Linked DNA regions of Homo sapiens: all the other regions are linked to region 3. Evidence: chromatin contacts called from ENCODE Hi-C or POLR2A ChIA-PET data. All regions are on one chromosome and are shown on one strand. The core of a region is the stretch at or near the end of the contact, and the rest is flanking DNA. Distances in the headings are between cores, read along the strand shown.

Region 1 (2,700 bases), core at 185-2,684, 360 kb before region 3:
CTGATCATGAGGTCAGGAGTTCGAGACCAGCCTGGCCAATATGGTGAAACCCCATCTCTACTAAAAATACAAAAAATTAGCTGGGCGTGGTAGCATGCTCCTGTAGCCCCAGCTACTTGGGAGGCTGAGGCAGACGAATCGCTTGAACCTGGGAGGTGGAGCTTGCAGTGAGCGGAGATTGCGCCACTGCACTCCCGCCTGGGCAGCAAAGCGAGACTCTGTCTCAACAAAAAGAAAAGGAAAGAGAGAAAGAAAGAAGAAAGGAAAGAAGGAAAGAAAGAAAGAAAAAGAAAGAAAGAAAAGAGAAAGAAAGAAAGAAAGAAGGAAGGAAGGAAAGAGAGAGGAAGAAAGGAAAGAAGGAAAGAAAGAAAGAAAGAAAAGAGAAAGAAAGAAAGAAGGAAGGAAGGAAAGAGAGAGGAAGGAAGGAAAGAAAGAGGGAGAGAGAGAGGAAGGAAGGAAAGAAAGAAAGAGAAAGAAAGAAAGAAAAGAGAAGAGAAGAAAGAGTGAGCGAGGGCCAGAGCAATGAAGACGTGGGGTGAAGGGGTCCAGAGGCTGGAGGAGGGTCAGTAGGAAGAGCACTTTAGGAATCCCCCCTGCAGGTTCCCAGCCCTTGAGTGACACCTCCTTTTCCCAGGGGGCTGATGCCTCACCTTGATGTAAGATGCCAGGGTCTGAGAAGTTGAGTGAAACAAGACTGAAGAAGGTAAGGACAAAGAGGGAGCCTGTGATAACAGGAAAGGCCCACTCCCCGTTCTGAGCCAGCCACCTGCAACTGAGACCAGAGGCAGGCTCGGTCCTGAGCAGGGGCAGCCCAAAGCCCCCGGCCCAAGGCCTGTGGCTTGCTCAGGTCAGGACCCACAGACCTTCAAGCCAGATCTAAAAATCCAGGCTCCAAATACCCAGGCAGACTCATAATGGCTCCACCAAATGTCACCAGCATGACCAGCCACCCAAAGCTCCCAAAATGCACAGGCACCCTTGACCTCTGCGCCTTTGCACGTCGGTTCCTGGAACAGAATATCCCCTTTTCCCTGCCCGCACCCTTGACCTCTGCACCTTTGCACGTCGGTTCCCTCGAACAGAATATCCCCTTTTCCCTGACCTCTCCCCCGGTCTTCTGCACTCCCCTGCCTCCATCCTATCATCTTCTGTTTCCCTGGCTGTCTCTTTGTGGGAAACCTAACGGCTTGCCTGGAAAACTCACGGGAATGCGAAGAAGAGGCCACTGAAAAAGACCAGCAGCACCACATTGAAGGCAGCAAAGAGGCTAGGGAGGAACCAGGGACGTGGGACCAGAGGCAGGGGATGGGGCTCCTTCACCAGCGGCGTGGCATCCGTTAAGAGTGTCATGGCTGGGCCTCCTTCGCCTCCAGGGGAGGTCAGAGCCACCAGGCTTCCTCCCCCAGCCCAGCTTCCAGAGCTCCATGGCCACGGCAGCCTCAGAGCCGCAGCCCAGGGTGAAAGGAAAGAAGGCCCAGTGTGACATCACAGAGGCTGGGGGACCTCAGCAGAACTGTCTGCAGCCCTGCTCTAGCTGCCTCCGGTGACAGGCACTTCCAACAGCAAACCCCACCCCCACCCCGACATGTGCTGGGGAACCGGGAGTTCCTGCCCCTGAGAGGCTGATGTTGTTGGAGAAAATATGACCTGGAGAAACACATGGGAAGAAAGTTGGTAATTTTCAGCCGGCGCTGTAATCCCTGTAATCCCAGCACTGTGGGAGACCGAGGCAGGCAGATCACTCGAGGTCAGGAGTTCGAGACCAGCCTGGCCAACATGGTGAAACCCCATCTCCACTAAACATACAAAACTAGCCAGGAGTGGTGGTGCACGCCTGTAGTCCCAGCTACTCAGAAGGCTGAGGCAGGAGAATCACTTGAACCTGGAAGGTGGACGTTGCAGCGAGCCAAGATCGCGCCATTGCACTCCAACCTGGGTGGCAGAGTAAACTCCATCTCAAAAAAAAAAAAAAAAAAAGAAAGAAAGTTGCTGGGTTTTTTTGTTGGTTTGTTTTGTTTGTTTGTTTGTTTTTGAGATAGTTTCGCTCTTGTTGCCCAGGCTGGAGTGTAATGGCGCAATCTCGGCTCACTGCAACCTCTGCCTCCTGGGTTCAAGCGGTTCTCCTGCCTCAGCCTCCCAAGTAGCTGGGATTACAGGCATGCATCACCATGCCCGGCTCATTTTGTATTTTGTAGTAGAGACGGGGTTTAGTCATGTTGGCCAGGCTGGTCTCGAACTCCTGACCACAGGTGATCCACCCACCTCAGCCTCCTAAAGTGCTGGGATTACAAGCATGAGCCATATTAAACTTCCTTTATAAAAGGCCTCAAAAAGAAGAAACTGAGGCAGAAATTTAAAAATAAATATGCATTCATTCACTCCAAGACAAGTAACAAGCAAGGCAAAAGTTAAAAAGAAAAGAACAAGTTTTCCTCTGCCCAGCAAGCTCACTTCAAGGACAGTTATAAGATAACGCTGTTTAAGAGGCCAAGGCCAAAAGAATAAGCTCCAGACACCCCTCGCCTCCAGAGCAAAGTTGAAGAAAAAAAAGAAAGACAAATTCTTTGACTGTTACTCCTTTCCCAGGTTTCTTAAGCATGATTATGTTTTACAAATGTCTGTATTTAGCCAGTTCTTGTTTTTCTTTCAATGCAGCTACAAAGTCACCAGCTATGCAAGGCCACAAGTTATGCTATAGAT
Region 2 (2,700 bases), core at 39-2,538, 410 kb before region 3:
CCCAGGCTGGAGTGCAGTGGCACGATCTTGGCTCACTACAACCTCTGCCTCCCGGATTCAAGCTATTCTCCTGCCTCAGCCTCCCCAGTAGCCGGGACTACAGGCACACGCCACCACGTCTGGCTAATTTTTGTATTTTTAGTAGAGACAGGGTTTCACCATATTGGCCAGGTTGGTCTCGAACTCCTGACCTCATGATCCGCCTGCCTTGGCCTCCCAAAGTGCTGGGATTACAGGCATGAACCATGATGTCCAGCCATGACCACTCTCTTTTCTATGTCCCTGGGGAGAGACCTCGAATTTTATTTGGAGCCTGTCTTTATAAAGACTCTAAATTGTGGCCAGGCACAGTGGCTCATGCCTGTAATCTGAGCACTTTAGGAAGCCGAGGCGGGTGGAGGTCAGGAGTTAGAGACCAGCCTGGCCAACACGGTGAAGCCCCATCTCTACTAAAAATACAAAAAATTAGCTGCGTATGGTGCCGCACACCTGTAATCCCCAGCTACTTGGGAGGCTGAGGCAGGAGAATCGCTTGAATCTGGGAGGTGGAGGTTGCAGTGAGCCAAGATGACACCACTGCACTCCAGCCTGGGCAACAGAGTAAGACTCCATCTCAAAAAAAAAAAAAAAAGACTCTAAATAGTGTTTATATATGGTGTATATATATATATATATCTTTGATGTATATCTTTGTCCATCAGGTCAGCTTGTTCTTTCGAAACCCTCTCCAGTCACTAGTTTTGTTGTCGTTGTTGTTGTCTGAGACGGAGTTTCGCGCTCGTCACCCAGGCTGGACTGCAATGGCATGATCTTGGCTCACTGCCACCTCCGCCTCCCAGGTTCTAGCAATTCTTCTGCCTCAGCCTCCCAAGTAGCTGGGATTACAGGTGCGGGCCACCACACCCAGCTAATTTTTTGTATTTTGAGTAGAGACGGCGTTTCACTGGTTCAGTGTTTGTACGTGAGTGCGTTCCCACAAATGGCAGTGTGTGCTGTGCGTGGTTTGGTAACCTTCATTGTTTTACTCCACAGCTTGTTTTGAGAGTCCCCTCCATTGAAACACGCACATCTAATTTGTCCTTCAGTTCGCTGGACTCCACGCTGAACGTGCCATGCTCCATTGCCCCGTGAGTAACTCCATGCTCTTGCCGGTTTCACACGGCCTCTCAGAGCTGGAGCCTTTGTTCAGGAGCCCTGGGCAGCTTTCAGGAAGCTCTTGGGCTCATCAGCTTCCTCTGGCTGAAGCCGCCCCAGTGGAATCATGGGGATTTCTTACTTTGAAGGTGGGGCCACCCGCAGACTGTAACCGGCTGGTTCAAGATCAAGGACTTCCCCAGGCCACCTGCCTCAGAGGCAAGAAAGGCTCAGCTGAGTCCCAGACACTCCTCGCTGTGGCCCCTCCTTCCTCCCTGCTGGGCAGGCCCCCCTCAATTCTGTTTGCCAGCAGGGCCTAGTAACACTGAAAGACGAAAAGGGAAATAAAATAAACACAATTAATAGGCTAAAGGTTACTGAATAAAGTGGCAGCAGTAAATAAATTGACTACTGTGCAAATACAAAGACATGAAGACATGAAACCCCTGCTCTAAATGACCACTCACCAAGAGCAAGGCCTGGGCTGGAGGCAGGGAGCACCTCCCTAAGGAGCACTCCCTCTTTCCCGGAGTGAGTCCTCCTTCTAGATGGAATTCAGTCCGGGTTCCTCTTGAGCCACAGTCCCTGTTGGGGCCTATCTCAGTGGACTCAAGATCCTGAACTTCTTCCAGATTGCTGACTACACATTTGAGTCACCCAGAGATTAAAAGAAAAAACAAATAATTTCCCAGTGATCAGGAGTAAATCAGCTGGGGCAGGGTTGGTGCTATGAATGACCACACTGATTTGTACACTTCACTGATTTGTAGTGTTTGCTATTTCCGTCGTGTAAATACTGCCAACATGGACAATCTTCAGTTGCTAATGGTTTACTAACTGGCTTGTAAATGAATTCATTCAGTATTCAAGAAAATGGCACTACATTTAGAAACATTTTGTAGCATTTCTTACTTTCTAAGAATTTCCAATAGACACCATGATCACTAAAAAATCATAACCAGGCTGGGGGCAGTGGCTCACGCCTATAATTCCAATAATTTGGGAGACCAAGGAGGGAAGATCACTTGAGGCCAGGAGTTTGAGACCAGCCTGGGCAACATAGCAAAGACTCCATCTCTACAAAAAAAAAAAAAAAAAAAAAAAAAAAAAGTTAGGCAGCTGGTGGCAGGCACCTGTGGTCCCAGCTATTCAGGAGGCTGAAGCAGGAGGATCACTTGAGCCCAGGAGGTTGAAGTTACACTGAGCCGTGATCACACCACTGCATTCCAAATAAAAACTAAATTAAAATATATATATATATATATATATATATTTTTTTTTTTTTTTTTTTTTTTTTTTTTTTTCTGAGACAGAGTCTAGCTCTGTGTCCAGACTGGAGTGCAGTGGCATGATCTCGGCAACCTCCACCTCCCAGGTTCAAGTGATTCTCCTGCCTCAGCCTCCGGAGTAGCTGGGATTACAGGCGTCTGCCACCACGCCCAGGTAATTTTTGTATTTTTGGTAGAGATGGGGTTTCACCATGTTGGTCAGGATGGTCTCGATCTCCTGACCTCGTGATCCACCCACCTTGGCCTCCCAAAGTGCTGGGAATACAGGCGTGAGCCA
Region 3 (2,700 bases), core at 99-2,598:
CACAGGTCAACTTTTCTCTACAGGCTTGGGGTTTCTGAAGTTGGACTTGATGTGGAGAAGCTGGATAGCAACCAAAATGATTGAAGGGCTGTGGCGCTGGCACTGGTAAGAATGAAAAGAATTAGGGTTACTGGACTTGGTGAAAAAGACATGAGGAGAAGGGACAGGCAAATAATAATCAAACACCATGAATCAGAGGGTAGGGAAGGTAGCCACCGTTCCTTTGCTTTTACTAGAGACTAAGAAATGGATTATACATAGCAAGAAGCTTCAGAAAAGATTTCTTACTACATAAAGGTTCCAAGACATTGGAGTTGACCAAGGGAGTCTGTGAACCCTATTATTTTAATTACTCAGCTCATGGAGTTGTTTTGAGGATTACGTATATAAAAATCTGCGTAAATGACGTAGTATACAGTGCCTGGTTCACACCGTGGCTCAAATGATGGTTATTATTATTCTCTTACTAAGCATGCTTTAAAGGCTGTCGGAAAACTTTGGGGCCACCTAGGAAATCGTAGTATAATCAAATAATGCTGAAATTCTTGTGTGTGTGTGTGTGTGTGTGTGTGTGTGTGTGTGAGGTAGGGGCTCACTCTGTCGCCCAGGCTGGAGCACAGCAGGGCGATTACGGTTCACCTCAGCCTCGACCTCCCGGGCTCAGCCTCCCAAGTAGCTGGGACCAGAGGCGCACGCCACCACCCTCGGCTAATTTTTCTATTTTTTTGTAGCGACACTGCCTCGCAATGTTGCCCAAGCTGGGATGCTGAAATTCTTCCCCTTCCAAGAATCCATCTATAATTATAGCCTCCACGTCATTCTCCCTATTGGAATGTTTAATTGACTAAAACTACATTGCCTTCATCTGCTTACTAAGCGGTGGATCCAGTAAAGACCACATCTTGTCCAAAAGACGGCAGCACTTAATTAGCGCTCAAATGGCACTCGAACGTTTGGGCGAGGGGGTGTTCAGTCGCAGCCACCTTACTTTGCGAAGGCACACAGGGACAGACGTTCGCTAAGTGCCGATACTTAGGGAGAACGAGAGGGCCTGACCAGGTAAAGACGGCCTCCGCTGCCCAAGCTACACAAAAAGGTTGGGGAGCCAGGACCCGGCAAGCAAGGAGAGAAAAGTTTCATGCGTTGAGCTGGAGTCTGAAGCAAGGACCTAACGGACACAGGGAAACGTCACAGGAAAGGGAGCCCAGGAGAGCAGACGCGGAGCCACCAGACCAGAAAAAGGAAAAAGCACTGGAAAACAGCATCGAAGTCACCGGAAAGCAGCATCGAAGCCACCGGCGCCAGCCTCATACCTGCGCTTCCCGCTCCCCTCCTCGGCGCCTAGTGATAACCTCACCCGCCGGCGCCCAATCCCGTCGAGCGTCAGGCGTGAGGCGGCGCAGCCAAACAGTCACATCCGGGGCCGAGAGGAACCGCGAACGAGCTGGGCGTGCGCCCTTGCTTCGTGCCCTCAACCCGCATGGCGGAGCCGCTGGCGCGCCGCGGAGAGGCCGGGCGAGTCGGGCGGTTTCGGCGCCCGCGCTGAGCCGCGGAGGAGGGGCGGAGGACGCCCCTGCAGCCGGTGCGTCTGCCCTCAGTGAGGCGGGGCGCGCGGCGGACGCCCCCGGGCAGGGGCGGGAGTGGTGGAGGCGCCGGCGGTTGGCACTGACAGGGGCGGTGAGCGAGCCGCTCCGGTCTCCGGGCGAGGCTTGGCCTTCCGAGCAGAGACGGCGGGAAGCGGCGGCGGCAGCGGCGGCCCTAGGGCCGGCTGGTGAGGCGATGGCGGCGCCGGCCCCGGGGGCTGGGGCAGCCTCGGGCGGCGCTGGCTGTAGCGGCGGCGGCGCGGGCGCGGGCGCGGGCTCGGGCTCTGGGGCCGCGGGGGCCGGGGGCCGGCTGCCCAGCCGGGTGCTGGAGTTGGTGTTCTCTTACCTGGAGCTGTCCGAGCTGCGGAGCTGCGCCCTGGTGTGCAAGCACTGGTACCGCTGCCTGCACGGCGATGAGAACAGCGAGGTGTGGCGGAGCCTGTGCGCCCGCAGCCTGGCAGAAGAGGCTCTGCGCACGGACATCCTGTGCAACCTGCCCAGCTACAAGGCCAAGGTGAGAGAGCCCCGGGCCACACCGCTGCCCCCAGTCCCGCTCCCCGGCGTCGTTCGCGGTGTTTCTCATCCGAGCTTCTGAGTCAGAAGCTTCGCCTCACCAGCCCGCCTTTCCACGGCTCCAGTCAGTATCTTCCTCACCTCCCCCCAAGATAAAGATTCTCTTTTCTTTGGATCGAAGTTCTGCTCCTTAACCCATCCCACTTCCGTGATCCACTTTTCAAACAACTAGGTAGTTTGCCTCACTCATTCAACTTTTGACAGTTTTCCCCGTTAAAGACAGACCACCACTCTTGTACCTTTTAATGCCCTCATCCTACTTTTCTCCCCGGCCTCCAGATAGACTTCATTATATTAAATAATCCCGGCCACCTTAACATGGGCTTAGTTTCTAAGTTTCTAAGTTTCTAGTTTGCTTTCACTCCACGTTTATCTCATCTTTTCCAAGCTCTGATTTTTAACCATTTGTTTTCATTATTTTCCCCCAAGTTCTCTTTAGTTCCCTCCACTATATTGGAGGCTTACAAGTGAGTGTAGTTCTAGTCATCCTGCTCACTTACAAGATACAGGCTTTTATAGAACGTCCACGGGCACCACCTAACAT

What was found. Hi-C counts contacts between places; a loop is a spot of excess contacts on that map. ChIA-PET counts read pairs that join two places held with the same protein, here RNA polymerase II (POLR2A). Pooled maps may share reads with other maps.
Region 1: a loop to region 3 is called in a pooled map, with 8 times the contacts of the local background. The contact joins the promoter of ZDHHC19 here to the promoter of WDR53 in region 3. A Hi-C loop is called at or near these places in 8 of 50 pooled maps.
Region 2: a loop to region 3 is called in a pooled map, with 2.6 times the contacts of the local background. The contact joins the enhancer-like site here to the promoter of WDR53 in region 3. A Hi-C loop is called at or near these places in 5 of 50 pooled maps. POLR2A ChIA-PET finds 5 or more read pairs at or near these places in 2 of 52 experiments (CD4-positive, alpha-beta T cell and activated CD4-positive, alpha-beta memory T cell).

What each region holds. Positions count from the first base shown.
Region 1 is chr3:196,209,966-196,212,665 of GRCh38, forward strand. ZDHHC19 (zDHHC palmitoyltransferase 19) reads right to left here and starts at 1,435. Exons shown (of 8, transcript NM_001039617.2): 1 at 1,205-1,435; 2 at 651-772. The coding sequence starts at 1,350. It overlaps LOC124909479 (a long non-coding RNA gene), which reads left to right and starts at 1,450. Exons shown (of 4, transcript XR_007096240.1): 1 at 1,450-1,674; 2 at 2,656-2,700.
Region 2 is chr3:196,158,868-196,161,567 of GRCh38, forward strand. It overlaps LINC00885 (long intergenic non-protein coding RNA 885), which reads left to right. Exons shown (of 3, transcript NR_034088.1): 3 at 1,033-2,023. Among named protein-coding and RNA genes, the nearest start is that of LINC00885, 18 kb to the left of the region's middle. RefSeq lists enhancers at 1,000-1,069, 1,090-1,289 and a silencer at 1,590-1,639. Within about 2 kb of position 1,289, at least 17 of the 41 ENCODE cell types and tissues checked have a DNase peak (open chromatin) inside an H3K27ac peak, as active enhancers do.
Region 3 is chr3:196,567,206-196,569,905 of GRCh38, forward strand. It overlaps WDR53 (WD repeat domain 53), which reads right to left and starts at 1,349. Exons shown (of 4, transcript NM_182627.3): 1 at 1,314-1,349; 2 at 1-102. FBXO45 (F-box protein 45) reads left to right here and starts at 1,455. Exons shown (of 3, transcript NM_001105573.2): 1 at 1,455-2,097. The coding sequence starts at 1,780. RefSeq lists an enhancer at 1-690 and silencers at 1,412-1,951, 2,073-2,367.